Linked DNA regions of Homo sapiens: region 2 is linked to region 1. Evidence: chromatin contacts called from ENCODE Hi-C or POLR2A ChIA-PET data. All regions are on one chromosome and are shown on one strand. The core of a region is the stretch at or near the end of the contact, and the rest is flanking DNA. Distances in the headings are between cores, read along the strand shown.

Evidence for each region. Hi-C counts contacts between places; a loop is a spot of excess contacts on that map. ChIA-PET counts read pairs that join two places held with the same protein, here RNA polymerase II (POLR2A). Pooled maps may share reads with other maps.
Region 2: a loop to region 1 is called in a map of endothelial cell of umbilical vein, with 5 times the contacts of the local background. The contact joins the enhancer-like site here to the promoter of CALD1 in region 1. A Hi-C loop is called at or near these places in 1 of 168 maps with a recorded cell type or tissue (endothelial cell of umbilical vein) and 1 of 50 pooled maps. POLR2A ChIA-PET finds 5 or more read pairs at or near these places in 3 of 52 experiments (MCF 10A, OCI-LY7 and T-cell).

Annotation. Positions count from the first base shown.
Region 1 is chr7:134,777,670-134,781,592 of GRCh38, reverse strand. CALD1 (caldesmon 1) reads right to left here and starts at 1,959. Exons shown (of 15, transcript NM_033138.4): 1 at 1,844-1,959. The region is part of intron 1 of LOC124901750 (a long non-coding RNA gene); the gene reads left to right.
Region 2 is chr7:134,612,081-134,616,003 of GRCh38, reverse strand. No RefSeq gene overlaps it. Among named protein-coding and RNA genes, the nearest start is that of BPGM, 33 kb to the left of the region's middle. Within about 2 kb of position 1,908, at least 7 of the 41 ENCODE cell types and tissues checked have a DNase peak (open chromatin) inside an H3K27ac peak, as active enhancers do; they include endothelial cell of umbilical vein, where a contact is called at or near this core.

The DNA.
Region 1 (3,923 bases), core at 710-3,209:
GCCTCACTATGTGGGGAAATGTGTTCTAGGTAACATTCAACAGGAAGGAAGTAGCACAAAGAACTGCCTAAAATTCAGCATAAACTCAAATCCTCTCACTCTATCTCTACCTATAACAGCAGAACACCTAAAGTGTTACTTGGAAAAAAATGAGTGTTTTTATGGTTGTTGGGGGTGGGGAGCCCAAGAGAAGGGGGATGGGGGATCTGGAGAGAGTGGTCATAGCACAGTTTGAACTTTCAGGGATTCGGAGATGTTGGTTTCAAAATGGAATTTATCCTCAAATCCCAAGATTATAGATCTCCTTCCAAACTGCATTCCCTTCATGGTTTAGAGAACAGTTAAAAGAAAAATTGCTCTCCATATTTTGATTGACATTAAAAACACTGTGAAAATAGTTTGGAACTTGATCTCTTCGAGGGAAGGACAGTAATTAAACTATAGCTTTTGCCTGCAGCTTTTCTCTCACACTTACTCAGAACTGTTCCAGGGAAGGAAATTCACAAGGAATTCTGTTCTCATATATCACTTCTAGAAGGAGAAATAGGCATTCCCAAGAAAATTATCCCCAAACTTCTAAATACAAAGAGAAAACTTTATTTAATGAATCTCAACCCCAAACTACCGCATTGCATGGAATAAAATCCAGTTGAATCAGTCATTTGCAGCTGGTAGTCTTTAATAGCCAGCACTACTAAAAAATCATCAGATTTACCCTGCTTGCCATATAGCATCTAGTCTTCACTCAGGTTCTAGCTGTATATGTCTGGTTTTGACAAACACATTAGAAGGATTTTCAGTTTACAAGTCCATCTGCATAGTCCTGTTAATAGAAGGCATCTATAAATATCAAGCACTTTGTTCTCATCCACTTTTTTTGACCATGTATTGCCACAGCACTAAAATTCCCCCACCCCTTGCCATCAGCTCTTTCTAAAAGGAATTCCAGGCTACTACCAACTAGCTGCCTTGTACTACTGTTTCAGACACCCAAATATGTCTATCTAGATATAAAAGCCTGCCTCCTTCCTTTCTGAAACACATTGCCAATCGACATCTCTTTAGATTCTCTAGACACACTCAGGCACACTTTCAAACAGAAAAAAAGATTTCTTAAAAAATAGTTTGGTAGGACGTTAAATGTGCTTTCTAAAAAAACACACCCACTAGCGCATGCATTCTCTTGTTATTAGGTTTTATAGGAAACAGACCAGCCTAGGCATCTTCTGTCTTAGCAAATATCCCATCAGTGACATTAACCCAACCAGTGCTAGGTGCTAGTGATCTCTCCATCTCTGACCGTATTTCCTTGCAACTCTGGAAGTCTAGTTTTAAATACTGGCAGCAGACTATAACGCAAAAGCCTTTGGTTAAAAAAATCATTCCCTTTTGGCTTCTCATCAACCTAAAGGATTGTTGATTTTGTTTTTAAAGCAAAACCTCTTCAAATCTTTGGCAATAAAAGATGCAGAAGAGACTGTGTGAGCAGTCTGGTGCAGTAGGCTTGCTAACACTGGCCTTTGGATATCAGGTATAATCTCATATGGCTGTCCTAAACAAAAGGCTATCCTAATCAAAGTTGCCAGTGTTCCCTAAATGTAAGTCTCTATATGGTCACTCTTCTTGTCCCAATTCTAAAAACAAAACTGGAAATCTCATCCTGTTTGCCTTCCGGGAATATCCGTATGGCAGTGAAGCCCAGTCAGGCTCGGGAGTTTGCATGGTTTATTGCCTTGAACATTCTTGCATCTCCAGCTACCTTAGCCAGGAATGTTGACTGAAAGCCGGAGAAAGTCCCCAGATTCTCTCTAGAAGATAAAAAAGAAAGCCTTCTGTGCCTTACCTTGTAGTCTGAAACTTCTTCCCGAGGACTAAGTCGGAAAGGAAGGACTGATTTCTTTAAGCAGGAGCACAGCCAGAGAGCAAGCAGGCGGGCAGGCAGGCAGCCGAATACACACTGCTCTATTCAATAAAACTCCAGACCGCCCTTCCTTGGCCCCTCCCAGAAGTCCATGCTAAGTGAACACATATCCCCTATGTTTACAGTCGGGAGGCGGTGGTATGCATTGTCCTGTCGTTTTTCTAATAGGCAGCCAATGACGACACCCCAGCCAAGGTGGATGCAGCCTGCCTGTGGAGATGCCTGTCATTCCCTAGGCATGCTCAGGAAATCACTCATCAGAAAACCCAAGACCTAAAAAGCTCTGAAACTGCGTGCACGCTGCCAAAACCAGCCTGCTCCATGCCCTTTTTTGGTTATCCTTAGCAGGGCCTCTGGAAGTGAATCCATTGTCAGGAACAATCATAAGAAATGTTAATCTTGGAGAAAGAGGCTGTCTTGTAGAACACAAATGCAGCAATAAAAAGAAAGCACAGTCTCTGAAACAAAAAGTTAACAGATCAGTTTATTGGGCGTGGGGGTGGGGAAGGCTTCTTACCAGAGGGAGTCTTAATAGTATATTTCTTTTCAAAGTACTTGCACATACAAAATGAGTTTAAATTGTTATGCAATTCTAAAACCTGAAGGAGACAGGACCCGGGTCTGCTGAGCAGACTAAATTCTAGCCTGAAAGAGGCACACCTCCCCAAAATACGTCTGCATGTGTTATAAAAATAAGTGACCAAAGGGAAACCAAAAGCGTAGGTCTTTTTTAGCAGGTAATACTGGCCAGAATAAACCTAAGGTCCTACAGGCTTGGATATCCTCACTGGCTTCACTTTCCTCTCCTTATCTCTTTTGTTTCCTCAGATTTGGTGATGTGGAGATAGTACTAGAAATTCCTAGAAATTGATGCACATCAGAGAGGGTATGAAGAGACCCACCACCTGCTTTGGGCTGGGGTAGACAGATGCATATATCCCGCAGAGGTGACATAATGTTCAGGTGACGTCTTGAAAGTGCTCCGACCAACTCTTCATGGTTAGGATGTGTGCTATAAGAGGGTCAGAATTAGTAGATGCTAATGAGAATTAAGGTAACTGGCCCACACATAGTCTTGTCCTTTTCAATACAGAATTCACTCAATTAGTACTTAATTAAAATTGAAATCCCCTTTTTTTGGAGCACTTACTATTTGTCAGGCCTGGGGATAGGTGCAAGATCTATGTCTCATTGTTATATGTTTGAGACTGTTTCATCACTGACCAAGAAGTTTCACAATATTTTTCCTGGCTAATTACAAGTCCAGATACTGGTCTTTAAAAATGGGAGGTTTTACTATATGCCTTTCCCTGTTTATGAAGATGTGACTTAGAAATGATCTCTGTTTACGAAAATGTCCCTGCCCTTTGTGCCTCTTTTAGAACAGTTGGGAAGTAGCCAGTTCGCACTGTTGGTTTCCTTCTTCAGCCTTCCAGCATTAACAAGTTACCCAGAGGCATCCATATCAACTCTCTACACTCATCTCTTTTTTGGGAAGGTTGCTTCCCTCCCCTCTTCCTGACTGCTACTGCTGCACAGCCCAAAAAACTATAGCTGAGGCTCCCAGGCAGAGGGAGAGATGAGCCTCAGGCATCCCAAGAGGAATGCACTTTCCCAGAGAAAAGAATAAATAATGGTTGGTGGGAATCATACAGTCAATGTTGCATTTCAGGTACACTGTGGCACAAGCAGGCATTTGTGGAACACCACTGTTTATAAAATTGTTCCTGTGGGAAAATGTCTTCTGATCCCAGATAAATGATTTAGAAATAAATTTTCGGAACACGGCCAGTTTTGCTGATGGGGACATCCCATATCTGACAGGAAGGAAAGATAGAATAATACTACATAGTCTGGTAAACTGCTGGGCTTGAACATATTGTAGGGCAGACATCAGGAGTTCAGAAAACAGCTGCAATTGGTGATGTCTGTGCAAAGATATGACCTGTGTCCAGAGACGTTCCGGGTGCATGATCTCCAGGTGGTATTCTCCATAACTCAG
Region 2 (3,923 bases), core at 659-3,158, 170 kb after region 1:
ACAATGGAACTAAACATCTGTTATCTGCAAGAGTAACTTACTTCATAATGCACCGTTTATTGACGTCCTTCCTTTTCCTGTCTCAATTCCCCATTTCTCCACCAGTATTTCTTGGACTCTCCTCCCAAATAAAGTATTTACACTAACATCCTTGTCAGGATCTGCTTCTAGGGGAACCCAAGGTAAAACAAATACTATTGATATGCCAAAGACTCCCATGTTTATATCTCTAGCTCAAATATCTTCCAAATTCCAGAATCATATTTTGCTTACTAAAGTGCCAGAAATGCTTCTAAATGCTTTATCAATGTGAAGTGATTCAATCCTTATACTAATCCTATGATGTGGGTTCTATCATTGTTCTCATTTTACTGATTAAGAACCTGAGGGACAGATAGCCAAGGCGACGTGCCCATGTCAGCACAGCCAGAAGGTAGAGGAGCCAGGATTCAAGCCACACTTTGGATCACAGTGCTGTACTGTCTCTATGAAAAAAGGGGTACATTTGAGGCCAGGTGTGGTGGCTCATGCCAGTAATCACAGCACTTTGGGTGGCCAAGGCAGGCAGATCACTTGAGGTCAGGAGTTTGAGACCAGCCCGGTCAACATGGCGAAACCCCATCTCTACTAAAAATACAAAACTTAGCCGGGTGTGGTGGCACACACCTATAGTCCCAGCTACTCGGGAGGCTGAGGCAAGAGAATTGCTTGAACCTGGGAGGCGGAGGTTGCAGTGGGCTGAGATCACACCATTGCACTCCAGTCTGGGTGACAGAGCGAGACTCTGCCTCAAAAAAAAAAAAGTGGGGCGGCGGGAGGCACATTTTAGAAAATGAGTTTTTTAATGGGTGAGGGCAATGGAGAGGGGTGGTACATTTCAAACATTAATAAACAGTATTCACAAAGAGTAAACCATTCTACAGTAGAATTATTTTCATTTTTGATAGACTTTCTAGACTGGAAGATGAAGTGAGTGCCGCAAAAATTGTAGATGTGACTTGAACAAAGCATTTGGCAAGATATCTCATGATTTGTTTTAGAAAATATGTAATAGGCCGGGCGCTGTGGCTCATGGCTGTAATCCCAGCACTTTGGGAGGCCGAGACGGGTGGATCACAAGGTCAGGAGATCGAGACCATCCTGGCTAACACAGTGAAACCTCATCTCTACTAAAAATACAAAAAATTAGCTAGGCGTGGTGGCAGGCATCTGTAATCCCAGCTACTTGGGAGGCTGAGGCAGGAGAATCGCTTGAACCCGGGAGGCAGAGGTTGCAGTGAGCCAAGATCAGGCCACTGCACTACAGCCTGGGTGACAGCGAGATTCCATCTAAATATAAAAGAAAAAAAAAAAAGAAAATGTGTAATAATATGAACTGGATTCTAGATCAATTAGGTGAATTCACATCCAGTTGAATGACCATACCAAAAGAGTTCTGTTTAATGAATTCTCTTTCAACCTGTTAAGAGGCTTCTTGTGGCAGGTCACAGGGCTCAGTGTTGTCTCCTGTCCTACTTAGGCTTTTTAGCAATGTCTTCAATAAAGAACATCACTGGAAAATCAATCTAATTTGAAGAAGATATGTGGAGTGGTGATGGAACAGGATAGTTAATGTGCTTAAAGGCTACAATGAAGAAAATGAATCTAACAAGATGGAATTTACTGGGTATGAGAGGTCCTTTACTCAGATCTAGAAAAGCAAACAGCTCTCCAAGATCTGGGTGGGGAAGAGATGGCTCAGCAGCATCACATGGAGGAAAAAGAGGCTCAGGGGTTTCCTTTGGCTAGAAGCTAAATGAGTCAACAGCAACTTGTGGCGCTATACCAAACCAAACCAAAGAAAAACAAAACCCCGAAGAAATCCTTAGCCTGGAAAAACAGAATTGTTGCATCTAAGCCAAGAGGAAGAAGCCCTTTTGTTTCTCCTTCATTAGTCAGCTCATATCTGAGGAACTGAATGTTGTTTGAGGTATTGCATCATAAACGGACAGAAACAAACCATAGGTGTCCAGAAGAAGAAAACAGGAATGGATAAGGATGACACCATCTCATAGGAAGAATATCTGTAGGAATGGGGAAAGAAATTAATGGGAGGATATACTATGTCTTCTTTTAGCAGGGCAGGGAGGGATAGCCATGGTGAGTGTTTATAGGACAGATATTACTTACTCTGTGCCACTCTCTTGTGTAGGAAAACAACAGAGAGGAAACTTGATATTGAATATCTACTCTGTGCCAGGAAGTGGTAGTCATTTTAAATGTGTTGTTCTACTGCATCCTTCCACTAACTTTCTCAGACAACTGATGGATTTCTAACACCTTAGCAACTTTCTAATAACTCTATTCCTTCTGATGATTAAGGAATGGGGAAGCATATGCTTGTTAATGTAAATGCGGTGTTTTGATACTGGACTCCAGTATTCAACTTGAAGGTTAAGTGATCAGCTCCAGAGGTAAAGAACCCTTGGCACACAGGGTCTGACACAGAGGTATACCATTCACTTCCTATACTCAGACCAAGATCAGACTGGGATGGGGTAGTGGGTGGACTTCAGCGAAAGAAAGACTTATTGGAGGATGCCAAATTCAGAAGTGGTGCCTGAGTAACAGGGCCCTGTCTGTTCCCACCTCAACTATGCTGACTGGCAGATGCAGCAAGAATTTTGGGCTGTCTCTTTCCACTAAGTCCCTCCCATCAGAATGTACTGATAGTTACCCCAGTCACTGCTGTGCTTCCCAGCTCCCTTCCCACTGTCCCTTAGTGGAGTCTTACTCCCAATTCCTCTATCTTGAGGTTCAGTTTATAAATAAGAATTTAAATAAATTATTTTTAAAACACCAAGGGAAATATTAGAATTTCAATCAATCTTTCTTATGCTGCCTGATATGGTTTGGCTGTGTCCCCACCCAAATCTCATCTTGAATTGTAGCTCCCATAATTCCCACATGTTGTGGAAGGGGCCCAGTGGGAGATAATTGAATCATGGGGACAGTTTCCCCCATACTGTTCTCATGGTAGTGAATAAGTCTAATGAGATCTGATGGTTTTATAAGAGGAAACCCTTTTCGCATGGTTCTCATTTTTCTCTTGTCTGCCACCTTGTAAAATGTGCTTCTCGCCTTCTGCCATGATTGTGAGGCCTCTCTCAGCCACGCGGAACTGTAAGTCTATTAAACCTCTTTTTCTTTATAAACTACCCAGCCTTGGGTATGTCTTTATCAGCAGCTTGAAAATGGACTAATATACTGCCTTAGTCTGTTCCTGCTGCTATAACAAAATGTCTTAGATGGGGGAATTTATAAGCAATAGAAATGTATTTCTTACAGTGCTAGAGGCTGAGAAGTCTGAGATCATGGTGCTGGCAGCTTCAGTAATTGGTGAGGGTGCCTTCTTGCAGCATCCTCACATGGCAGAAAAGACAGAAGAAGCTAACAGGTGCCTTCAAGTCCTTTAATAAGGGCACTAATTTCATTGATGAGGATGGAGCCCTCGCTACCTCCCAAAGACCCCACCTCTTAATACCATCACCTTGGGTGTTAAGGTGATCACATCCAACATGTGAACTATGTATGCAAACCATAGCATACGCCTACCTATAATGTATAAATCCTGCCACCTTGTGTCCAAGACTTCAGATATTGGCCAAGTATGTTTTTCAGGCTTTGTTTTCCATTATATCTCTTCATAGATTCTTTGTTTCATCTAAATTGGATTACTCATTTTTAGTATACTGCCATACCTTTTCCTATTGTTCTCTATACTCAGAAATCATTTTTTCTGTATATCTTTCAAAACCACACTCAGCATGTCAACTTCTGTTTAAGTATAACCTGTTTCATTAAGCTCTCTTTGAACAGCCGCCCCCCATGGCCATGGATGAGACATTTATTTCCTTCCTTGAGCGCCATAGTGAATGGCTAAA